2 separate regions of the Mus musculus genome follow, and region 2 is linked to region 1. Evidence: chromatin contacts called from ENCODE POLR2A ChIA-PET data. All regions are on one chromosome and are shown on one strand. Each heading gives the region's core, a stretch centred on a gene start or an enhancer-like site at or near the end of the contact. The rest is flanking DNA. Distances are from core to core; before and after follow the strand shown. Region 1 overlaps Myh9 (myosin, heavy polypeptide 9, non-muscle). Region 2 has its middle 40 kb from the start of Myh9.

Evidence for each region. ChIA-PET counts read pairs that join two places held with the same protein, here RNA polymerase II (POLR2A).
Region 2: POLR2A ChIA-PET joins it to region 1 with 42 read pairs in Patski. The contact joins two enhancer-like sites. POLR2A ChIA-PET finds 5 or more read pairs at or near these places in 4 of 5 experiments (Patski and embryonic stem cell).

The regions. Positions count from the first base shown.
Region 1 is chr15:77,797,542-77,803,437 of GRCm38, forward strand. The region is part of intron 3 of Myh9 (myosin, heavy polypeptide 9, non-muscle); the gene reads right to left. Among named protein-coding and RNA genes, the nearest start is that of Myh9, 42 kb to the right of the region's middle. RefSeq lists an enhancer at 219-3,758. Within about 2 kb of position 1,755, at least 3 of the 3 ENCODE cell types and tissues checked have a DNase peak (open chromatin) inside an H3K27ac peak, as active enhancers do.
Region 2 is chr15:77,878,760-77,885,113 of GRCm38, forward strand. No RefSeq gene overlaps it. Among named protein-coding and RNA genes, the nearest start is that of Myh9, 40 kb to the left of the region's middle. Within about 2 kb of position 4,140, at least 2 of the 3 ENCODE cell types and tissues checked have a DNase peak (open chromatin) inside an H3K27ac peak, as active enhancers do.

The sequences.
Region 1 (5,896 bases), core at 505-3,004:
GCACGGTGATGACAGGACAGAGGGAGCCACGGAGGAATGGCAGCTTCCGGCATGCACCTGGGACAGCCTGCTCTCTGCACCAGTGGCGGGGACTTCCAACAGCCACCCTAGCTTCACAAATCCAGCAAGAAGAAATAGGAATGTTCTCCTTTGCATGGAGGGACAACCACAGTTCCCTGCACTCTGAAAGCTAAGCTAAGATGGTCAAGCTCCAGGAAATACGCCAACCTCAAACCGTACAGTTAATTAAAGCAGTTGGACCCAGCCCCCGGCAGTTTGGCAACATCAGAACCGCAGTGAGGTACCTGATGGTGACGCTTCACAGCACAGCATACACTGGCTATCCACCCTACTTCATGATTATTTTGATAAATATAACACACAAAACAAACCTGGTGCTGACCCTGTGAGTACAGTAAACTAGGAGGCCACTGTCATCTCGATGACAGAGCAGCCGTGACCCAAGGAGGAGATGAGGGAGCAGGAGAACCGGTCAGGGGCACTGGTGGCCACTGGCCATCATGCTGGCACTCCTGCTCTCTCACAGGCTCAGGACCCCATGTGACAAGGGTGAATGACTCATAGCTTTCTGTGTGCATGGCCTTGGGACATAGACTTAGTCGTCCAATGGCAGACTGACCGGGCAGATCACCCGCCCTCCTGTAGGTGAGCTTTCTAGCCGGCCCAATCTCAGCAGCACACAGTGCTGAGGACACACAGCCATCCCTATTCTATCAGGACTCATGCAGGAAGCAGGAACAGGAAGCCTTACTTCCCACACAGGCAGCAGCTGCCTCTGCCCCCAGCTGCAGCCTTCATTCTAATCTCCCAAGAAATAGCCACCAAGCCAGGCACTTGGGAGCCGCAGCAGAACCATTTGCTGTGGACTAAGGCCAGGCAGGGTGAACCATAAAGCTGACAAACCAAAACCAAAAAAAAAAACAAGAAAAAAGGAAACCATCTTGGAATGGGAGCCCCATCATCCCACTCACACCAATACCACCCCACCTCCCTGAGAACTACTCAGACAGAAGTCGAGAAGGGGGCACTCAACCTTCCTTCCCCTCACCCTGTCCCCCCACTCCCCAAAATGCATTCTTCAAGGCTGCCAGACAAGGACTGAGCCAGAGTGGAGCAGAGCCTGGGTGAGATGGCAGGAGGGGCTGGGGCCAGGCTAGAGGAGAGCTGGTTCCACCCCTTCTTCCCCAACAGCAGTGTGGCCCGCGAAGCTGAAGCAAGCATCTCTGTCATCCCAGGCCCTGCCCTCCCCCAGCAGCTCCCTGTGGTCGGCCCCAGCTGTGGCTGCAGGCGGGCATGTTTAGTCACCGCTCCGGAGCAGGCAAGAATGTACCTGCCTGTGCTGGCGAGGCACGAGCAGAAAGTGCCTGGTGCTACCATAAAAGGAAACATTCTCCATTCCTTTCAGAAGGCACTGTTTCCCAGGGCTGTCCAGGCCCAGGCCCTGGATGACTGGAATTCCTTTACGTGAGGAGGAGTCAGAGAATTATTCACTACTGAACAGGAAGCAGGGTAGCCAACCCACACGGACACACATGCACAAAAGCAGAGACATGTAGGCAGACGCACAGAGTGTGTGCCCTGGTGCACAAGAATATGTGCACAGACATCAAGCAGGAACTCAGTGCACAAAGCAGCACCTACACAGACTCCTGTGTGTAAATAGATCCACAGCATGCTATATACTTATGTACACACACATACAGGCCTGCATGTGCTCCAAAAGCTTAAAGCTCGGAGCCAGACTCATGAGACCTCTGCCTACCTAGGACCCTTAGCTCTGCCCCTTGACCTGACCTCTCCGCTGCCATTGCAGCCCAAACACAGGCTCGGAGGAATCCCAACCTGCTTCCTCAGACCCTGCTGAGCCACTGCTTTCAGAGATGCCCTACCAAGAGGCCTCCTCCTCCACCTGAGTAAGGCCCCCAACACTGAGCACGGAGAAGCCACCTGCTTAGAGTGACTCACACAGCCTCTAAAGCCTCAAGAGCCTTCCAACACTTTCTGGAAGTTGCAGTCTGACACCTGACCTCCTGGGTGGCCAAAGGACACCCTCAGCACTCAGGAAAGGCGGGTGACTCTTTCACAGCACTATGTTTGAAATCTGCTCCTGAGCTCAGGGCATCCCTTACAGATAAGGAAGTCCCAGCAAGTGGTAGGCCTAAGCCAGCTCATTCTGCTGCCTGCCATCCTATGTGTTCAGTTAGGGACATGGACACACACATGGGGACAAACACACACACATATACAAACACGCACATGCGTGCGCACCCAGCACTCAATAACCTTGCCTCACACTGTCATCTCTGTGGCTGAGTACACTCACAGGCCTCCGGAAGCCATTTATTTCTGCCCAAGTCCATACTTGGTCCTATGCGGTCTAACAGTTTATCTGAAATGCCCTTTTGTCTTTTTTCTACCCTGGGACCTGGAAGGTAACAGCCACCAGCATAACCTTATTCAGACACAGGCTCTGAACCACCAGGACCCCATCTCAGAGGATGTGGGCTGAGATAGGGCTGTGAGTCTCAGCCATGGTCTCTAGAACTCTCAACAGCCACAGCCTTTCCTCAGTCAGAATCTTGACAAAGCCCTGGAGCAGGGGACATTGGCTGGCAGAGAGCAGTTTGACTACTATTGGTCCATACACCCAGAGCAGTTAGAAAGGAAGTCATTAGCCCTGCCCTTGACCTCTGGAATGAGCAGGGTCTGTTCTGAAGACCTGTGGCAATAAATGCCTGAGGCCTACTCAGAACTCTTTCCTTAGCCACCCCCACACTACATCACCAAGCTCCTAGCAGAACCTTCCAGAACCGCAAAATAAATAAATAAATAAATAAATAAGGCTTGCATGAGTTAAACACTCAGCAGTCAAGCTCTTGCTGCCCCTGACTATATATATTTAAACCCAGAAGCCCCAAGGCTGGGTCCACAGAATGACATCAGAGCTGATGTGGCCACCCTGAGTGGACAGGTTTCTAGCCAACTCAGAAGACCACCTGAGGCCTGGGCAGGTGTTTCATCCCAGGCATTTGGAGTCCTACACACTGGGGGAGGGGAGCAGACACACTATGGCTCACTTCCTGTCAGAGGAGCAATGGCTGATTCTTGTCCATAAAAGGCTGTGAGGCTTGAGACTACTAGCACAGTGGTGACATCAGCCAGACAGGAAGTACAGGAGGAAGGGTGCAGGCAGCTACTACAACTGACTCATGGCTGGGCTCAGAGAGTGTACCTCCCTGGAGGAACTGTCACAAGGCCATAACTGGCTGAGTGCCTCCCTGAGGGAGCTCATCTCCAGGTCCACTGGGTTCTCTGGAGCTGAGAAGCAAATGTCAAGGCAGGCAAACATGCCTACCCAAGTCAGCACTCTGACAGGCAGCCCCCTGCGAATGTGCTCTGGAGAAAATTGCACAGCAGACCTGAGGACGGCTTACTGTGTAGGCAAGGCGACTGGCTCACCCTGAGCAGACACTGAAACTCCAGCGTCACCTCTCAACCCCATCTAGACTTCAGGAAGCCACGGCACAAAGGATTTTGCAAAGCATGTGAAATATGGGGCTCCAGTTCAAAGCTAGAGGTGGGAAGGCCTTAGAGTGGCCTGGGGATAAGGCCACAGATCCTGAGGGACCTGATGATTTGACTGAGAGAACTCAGGCCTTTGTCCCAGTAAAAGCACCAACAGGCTGGGTCCAACCAACCTCTATGCAAAGGCCACGGCCACTCACGATGAGAGCCTCTGATGCCATCTCCACAGCCTGATCACAGCTTGGGTGACAGGCTTGGGAAGCAGACAGAAAGGCGAGAAGAGAGGGTGTGAAATACCACTTCCTACTGATTAGCAGAGGTTGTAGACAGGCTGCAGAGGTCTTCTAGCAGACTCCAACGGACAACCCTTTAGGAAGGAAGCCCCTTGGGGGATGGAGAGTGACTCAGTGGTTAAGAGCACTGACTGCTCTTCCAGAGGTCCTGAGTTCAATTCCCAGCAACCACATGGTGGCTCACAACCATCTGTAATGGAACTTGATGTCCTCTTCTGGTATGTCTGAAAATAGCTACAGTGTACTCATATACATGAAATAAATAATCTTAAAAAAAAAGGAAGGAAGGAAGGAAGCCCTTTGCCATGGTCCCCCAAACACAGAGCGTGGTCCTGGACACACAGGTAGCTCACCGAGCAGCAATGCCCACTAGACAGATGATGGACTTGGGCCCACACCTACACTCTTCAGGCAGCCCTCCCTGCCTGGGTGATTAGAACAAAGCTCCAGAGATGACCTGCACTGTGCTGAAGCAAGCAAAGCCCTAAACAAGCTTTCTCTGGGCCAGATGCACCAGCAAAATTGGACTCTTCCCACTTCTCTGCCAGCAAAGCTGAGACAAAACGTTCTCGATGGCAGCCCACCTGGCACAGGCATCTCCAACAGGTTTCTGGCCTGGAAATCCAAAACCACATGAGTGCCCACTACCCATGACAAATGCACACCCCGCTGCCCCACCCCACCCAATAAGCTCAGAAGCATCCGTTAGAAGCATGAGGCTGGGGACGCCGCCTTGAAAATGCTGGGGCCTCCAGCAATCTTGCCAGTCTACTAAGAGGTATGCTGGAGGCTGCCAAGAAGAGCAGGCCATAGGAGCACAGTGGCACTCCCTCACCTTTCAGAAATACACCTACTACTGTATTTCTGGACCAGGTGAAGGTGTACAGACAAGACTATGAACAGACTATAACCCCCACCCCCACTCCCAATCTCTACTATCTGAACACCAAAAACATCTTAGGTCCTTGGGAGTCAACCCTGAGTTGGTACCCAGATCAAGATTGCAGGAACTTTATGTATGCAGGCTGCTCACTTTGACTTCAGGAAATTATCTTTGCTCATCTGATAGCTTTACTCCTGAAAGCCAATAGGGAAAGGAAAGCGGCTCTCTGCTCTGAACAGAGCACTGTCTGGCCCTAGTACACTGACTAGGCCATAGCCCTACCACAGTCTCTGCCAGAACCTAGGAGGGCAGGACACACACTGGTACAGCAATGCCGACAGCAGGCAAACATGGTCTGCCCACTGGATTTTACAGTGGATTTTTAAAAGACAAGTTTTGTGTATGTGTATGTCTATGTGCCTGGTGTCCTCCAAAGCCAAAGAGGGCACTGGACCCCCTAGAACTGGAGTTACGGACATTTGTGAGCTACCAAGCGGATGCAAGGGACTCAAACCCTGGCCCTCTGGCCCCTACAGATGGATTTCTCAAATTTACCTCTGCTGGATAAGGGTGCACTGACTCACAAAATCATGAGGTCAGCTTTCCAGTAGTTACTCTCAAAGTAGCTTTGCTGGCCCAGATCAAAGCATGAGTCGAGGTGGGAGCTGTTGAGTTTTGGTGAAAACCATAAAGCTGAGTTGTGAAAAAGAATCTATTGAGCTAGGGATATGGATCAGCAGATTACTTTATTTGAAAGTAATCTACTGGGTTCAATCTCCAGCACAAAAAAAAGAAAAGAAGCCAACAAAAAGGACCTATATATCACCGCTCGTCTTTAGAGAGCAGAGCCTAGATGTGAGACCACGAGAACAGGTAAGATTATACAGTAGCTCACTCCAGCAGCAGACCTGCCATCCAGGGGGCAGCCATGAGCAGGCTCCTAGCTCCACAGTGCCTGAGGGAGGAAGAGAGACCTGGAGCTCTCCTAGAACACCACAAAGGCTACTATCAGCCCAAGGCCTCACTTCTGCAGGGCTGAGGCCCCTCTGAAATACCATGCAGCCAGTGAACAGACTGGAAGGCAGTGTCAGGACCAGGCGTTGGAAAGGTCCATGGAAGCTGTGTATTCAGTCCTCTACTGCCCCGTCCTCTAGTACCTGGCACACAGGCCTGC
Region 2 (6,354 bases), core at 2,890-5,389, 84 kb after region 1:
CACGCTATCACTCTTGAGTACCTCTTTCCCGTTACACCGAAAATAAAGATCTAACCCCAGGATGCTGCTTTGATGTGAGCCAACAAGGCATTCCATTGTTTCTTTGAACTTATTGAGTCTAGTTGCTATCAGCAGGGACAAAACAAAGTCCATGTTGGTGAATATATCTCTACAGATAAAAATCAAGTAATATCCCTGGTATTAGGTGTCTATGAGGGTGATAGAGACCATAACCAAAAGCAACTTGGGGAGGGAAGGGTTTGTTTCTAGCTTAGAACCCTCAGGTCACAACCTGGAGGCAGAAACTGAAGCAGAGACCATGGAGGGGTGCTGCTCACAGCCTCGAATTCCATGGCTTGCTCAGCCTAGAATGTGTGAGGTCCTGGGTCAATCTCTAGCATTGAAGATGACTCTTGAACATCTCAGTCTGTAGTCATCACAATCCCCCCTCCCACCCTCCCCACAACATTACCAGGATAATGTATAAAAATACAATGGTATTTAATTCCCTTTATCAATTTGTGGGGCCTTGGCTATTCACAACACAAAATGCTGAGGGTTGTGGGAGGAGTCAAGGAGCACCAAGGTAAGGCCTGGATTGCTCGCATTCATGGGGCAACCGAGGTGAGACCATGAGAAAGGCTACCTGGGTGCGAGGGTCCTGGGGTGAGAACACTGGTTTCAAATGGAAGCTCAGCTCAGCCTCTCCCAGGTATGTGGCCTGAAATGTCATGCATGCGTAGGATGAGAAAAACATCACCGGCTTCACAGACAGAAGGACACCATGGAAAAAGCTGGAAACAGGTGACGGGAGTGAAAGCTCTGCAAAGGCAGTTAGTTCTGTCTGTCTATCTGTCTGTCTGTTCATTGACTCATTGGTCTGGTACGAGGCTTCTGGTTTCTGCTACACCATCAATACTGGAACCTCACTGGGACACCTCTCCTGTTGCTGCCCCGTGTCATGGAGATCCTGTAGTTTTGGATCTGCAGGACCAGCCTCTTCACGTGCTCCAGCAGTTTACAGATGGGGTTACAGATAGATGTTGGGGTGGACCAACTCAAAGCCCTGGATCTGGGCCTGGGTGGTAGCTGAGTTGGTCTGCCTGCCAACTCTTCCACACCCTTACCACCAGGGCTAGTTCTCCAGCACTGCCCTGATTAGCTCACCCAGTGCCACAGCTGCAGCCAGTGTGGGGCAGGGCCAGCTCTCCAAATTTCATACCCTTGGGGCATCTCAACCGCACCCAGCCACCAGGCCCAACTCTACTGTGCTTCCCAGGCAAGTGCAGGACCTGCTCTCCAAGTGCCACAACCCATGAGGAGCAGGGCCAGCTCTGCACAGCCCTTGAATACCAACATGGTCCAGGAGGCAGCCCAGGCCAGGAACGTCCATCTGGTCTTTGGTGGTAACATGGGCCATAGACGTCAACGTAAACCCCGGCTGCTGCCTGGCCACAGGCCCAGACATGGCACCTCAGTGTCAGCATGGGGTTTGACTTCACGGCCTCAGGTGGCATCGCAGGCTACTCACATTAAGCCGGTTCCTTACCACCTTTGTGTTTCCAGTTCTTCCTCTCTTCATAGTGCTCCAACTGCTCCACTTCACTGTCTCTCCTGCCTCTCCACAATATAATCGCACATGCTCCTGCTGGAAGTGGGCCACACGGTGGGTGGGCCTCTGGGTCTAGTTAGTTCTCTTATAATTATTATAGTTATCTTCTTGGAAGTGCTGGGGATTGAACCCAAATCCTTACACACGTGAGGCAAGCCACTGAGCTACAGGCCCAGCTCCACTTAGCTTTTTGAGACAAGGGTTGTACTGTCTTGAAGTCAGTATGTAGTGATCCACAGACTGGAGAGAAAACTCTACCAGAGGACCCAGGTTTGAGTCCCAGAACCCAAACCATAGCTCACTACTGTCTGTAACTCTAAAGCAATGGCTCTCATCCTGTAGGTGGAACGAACCTATCACAGGGGGTCTCCTATCAGATATCCTGCAGATCAAATATTTACATCACAACTTATGACGGTAGCAAAGTTACACTTACGAAGTAGCAACAGAGTAAGTTCATGGTGGGGGTCACCACAGCAGGAGGAACTGTATTAATGGGTCAGGGCCGTAGGAAGGCTGAGAACCACTGGGCTAGAGCTGCTTAGGGGATGCTTCCTTCCGGTTTCTGTGGGTACCAGACAGGCACACATGTGGTGCACAGGCATCATGCAAGTGAAACAAACACTCGAGCACATAACATAAGATAAAAATAGTTATCATAATGAAACACTTGAGATCCTCCTGCCTCAGCTTCTCAAGTGCTAGAATTACAGGCTGCATCACTGTCTTTTTATAATTCTTATCTTTTTAAAAGATTTAGTGTATGTGTGTGTGTGTGTGTGTGTGTGTGAGAGAGAGAGAGAGAGAGAGAGAGAGAGAGAGAAAGAGAGAGAGAGAGACTACATGCTCTATCTGCAGGTACACCTGTACGCAAGAAGAAGATATCCGATCCCATTACAGAAGGTTGTGAGCCACCATGTGGTTCCCGGGAATTGAACTCAGGACCTCTGGAAGAGCAGTCAGTGCTTTTAACCCCTGAGCCATCTCTCCAGCCTCTTCTTGTTATCTTTTATTGTTATTTGGATTTTAACCAGAATTCTGGGTCACACAGCGAGCTGCGTAGTGCCGATTGACACTAGAAAACACACCCTTGGTGTGAGAGGGAGAGGAGCCTGAGAAGGGAGCCTAATGACCAGGGTGGGAGCCTTGTTGCTCCCTGGTGACAAGAGAATCCTGGTGTCTTAGGGTTTTCATTATCATCATGGTGGGAAGCATGGCAGCATCATGGCAGGTATGACGCTGGAGGAGCTGAGACTTCTACATCTTCTTCCAAAGGCTTCCAGAAGGCTGTTTTCAGGTAGCTTGGAGGAGGGTCTCAAAGCCCAACTTCCTCCAACAAGGCCACACCTCCTAATAATGCTACACCCTGAGACAAGCTTATCAGACCACCACAGCTCCACTCAGAACCTCTGTTTCTTCATCTCTTCATCTAGAAGATGACTCATGCCCCGTTGGCTTCTTGGTTTGTGTAAGGATCAAATAACATTAACTGTGTGATTATGTTCCGCAGATTGTAAAAAAAAAAAAAAAAAGTCCCCGTAACAGGCTTTAATAAGGCGTGGCTCTGGGTCATTGGCATGAGTCAGCAAGTGAGGGCTAAATTGTGGAGTCAGGGTGACTCCCTAACACTCTCTGCATATGGTTCCTGGAGGCTCAGGGTGGTCCTGTGAGCTGCCCAGAGTCTTACTGCTTGCAGAGCCGAGTTTAAGGCCCTTAGGTAGAACCAAGACTCCCAGACTCTGCCCCAGTATGCCTGCTCTCCCTATCCTTGCCCAGAGCAAGCTGCTGTGCATCTCACTGCAGAGATCTGAGTACCCACTGACCCCTTTCTGATTACAGGGCCATCCTGAAACCTTACAGAAGGGTTTTAGAAGTTGGCTTATCTTTTCAGTCAGCCTCCCACTAGTAAACCACCTTTCCAAAGCACAGAAGCTCTGAAAACCAGACACTCGACAAGGGACACTCGTCACTGTGTCCTCTTGGAGTCCACCTGGCCTGGCCCTGCAGACCTGCCTGGCTGCCTAGCTTCCTGTGGCCTCCCCTCCCCTCCCATCTAAGCCACAGCCCTGAGCCTCCTTGTCTCACTGATCTAGCCAGGCTGGTACTTTTCCCTTCCCCTTCCCCAGGGGTACCGAACCTCCTGCTTAAATTCAGACATTCTGGTGTCCGAACGCAGCTTTGCACTTATCTGCTGTGTGTCCTTGCATAAGTTAGTTACCCTCTCTGATTTCACCTGTGATTTATGCAGTCACAATCACAAGGCTGTGTGAGGATATATGCTGGTGTGGCTGGCTAACGAAGTGCCCCACCCTGTGCTTGAGCTCCAGGCTCCCTTTCCTGAGGTCACAGCATAAGTGACCCTCTATCACACTCCCTGACGCTGCCTTCACTCTCCCACTCGTATAAGGATGGAATACCCCCTTAATGCCAGACTAGCCTGGACATTTGGAGGAGGATAGCCGGCATCCGGCCAGGCCTGTTCTGTGGATGACCCCCCTCCCCCTCTTCCTCCTCCAGCTCCCAACTCCCAGGGCTCGATGGGGTCAGACCTCTTCTGGCAGGCCCGGGGTTGCCCTGTGCAGTTCTGAGGGGCGACTGACCAACAGCAGGGAGGGCGTTGAGAGCCTGGGAGGGGTGTCAAGTTCCTTCTTCACACGGCTCCTGTGGGTCTTGCTGGTGCTGACCAGGAAGAAAAGCCCAGCCCTCTTCACTGGGAATGCGAAGAATTTCTTAGCCCCACTAAGAAGGAAGGGGCCGAAGCCTCTTCTCCCAGGCTCCAGAAGGAGCCAAATTGTTTACTAAAACCGCAGCCTGGAGAGGTCCCAGGGCACCAGGGGGTCTGGGGAACTGGGTAGGTTTTCTGGGTCTGACTCTCCGTAGGGGAGGAACCAAGAAAGTCAACCAGTAGCGGGGGTGGGGTGGTGGGGTGGGGTGGGGGTGGGGGTGCATGGATACCTAGGAGGGAGGGCAGCAGCTCTGTCTGGTTTCCCCGGCTCTGGGCTGGTCTCATGCATGCAGACAGCCTGGGACTCTGACTCTCCTAAGTCTCTTCTCTCTTCTTCCTGCGTCCCTTGCCTCGGGCTTCACTAGACACACGCCCCCCCCCCTTCATGGCCTCTGTTGGCAGCTGAGAGGCCATCCATGGTCACTCTGGTCAGTCCTTACCTGTCCCCCTGGTGTGGGGAGGGGAGGTTTGCTCTCCTTGAGGGCAGGGCCTTGTCCTCTGCAAAGTCCCTAGAGCCCTGTGGAACCACAGGGCTGGTCAGATGACTCTGCTTTCCCAGAAACTCTGCATCCACTCTCTTCCCCTGATACCCTGCGTCCCAAACTTTGTTCTTCTTCTCTGTCTTTCCATCTCCTCCCTGGCCTTCCTCAACCTCGCAGCCAGGGCCGCAGTACTGACTCCAGTGTTTGATCAGCTGCCTGGCGGCAGGGAGGTGGGGAGCCTGCACTCTACTGCCTCTGACCCACAGCCAAGGTCAGCAGGGCTAGCCTCCAACCTCTGGAGTCACTCTTGAAACACAGGCCCTAATCTAAGGGCCCAGGCCTTCTGGACTATTCTTAGACTGTCTTCCCTTTATCCGCCATGGCCTTGTTCTAAGAAGTCTCCCACATACAGACCCTGGAGGTCAGTTTCCCGGGGCTCAGGTATCAATCAGTCAAGGGACTTGGAACCAGTGGGTCACAGAGACAGAGACGGTAGGCATGCGGGTAGAGGACCAGAGACAGCAGTGCACTGGAGCATGTGATGCAGGACTTGGGGGAGTGTACTGGCAAGAGGAACTCCAGGGCTTGGGCAGAAGCTGGCCACCCCTAGAATGTCCGCCCCACTCCCATCCTTCACTTGTTCCCATCTGCAAAGCCTCTTTACCAGGCAAGGCAGCAAACCCATATGTTGTGCTTTATTAAAAAGAAAGAGTCTCCGGGCAGTGGTGGAGCACGCCTTTAATCAAGCACTTGGGAGGCAGAGGCAGGCAGATTTCTGAGTTTGAGGCCAGCCTGGTTTACAGTGAGTTACAGGACAGCCAGGGCTATACAGAGAAACCCTGTCTCGAAAAACCAAAAAAAGAAGAAGAAGAAGAAGAAGAAGAAGAAGAAGAAGAAGAAGAAGAGGAGGAGGAGGAGGAGGAGGAGGAGGAGGAGGAGGAGGAAGAGGAGGAGGAGGAGGAGGAGGAGGAGGAGGAGGAGGAGGAGGAGGAGGAGGAGGAGGAGGAGGAGGAGGAGGAGGAGGAGGAGGAGGAGGAGGAGAAAGAAAGAGTGGAGGATATGTTCAGGAGCCAGGAGCCAGGTATGGTGACTGATGTGGGAGGGAGGGGTGTGCCACTGCAGGCCCATGCTGACACATCCCTTCCCCCTGAGGTACCAGCCATAGGACTACATAGTGTAGAACAGAGTTTATTTAGGGCATGGGAAGGGGAGTAAGGAAGGGAGTGGAAACAAAGGGGGAAGGGGAATGGAAACAGAGAGAGAGAGAGAGAGGGGAGGCCATTTAGGAACTCATGGAAAGAGGTTGGCCTTGAACTCAATACATAGCCAGATGACCTTTAACTTCTAATTTTCCTACTTGAACCCCTGAGTGTTGGATTGGGAGTCAGCACCACCACGCCCAGTTTTAGGCAATGCTGGGGGCAGGGGGAGGGGTATCTAACTCAGGGCTCTGTGCAGGTTAGACAAGGATTCTACCAGCTGAGCTACTTTCTGCCCCCTCCCCAACTCCAGCCACAATTTCTTTCTAACCCAGC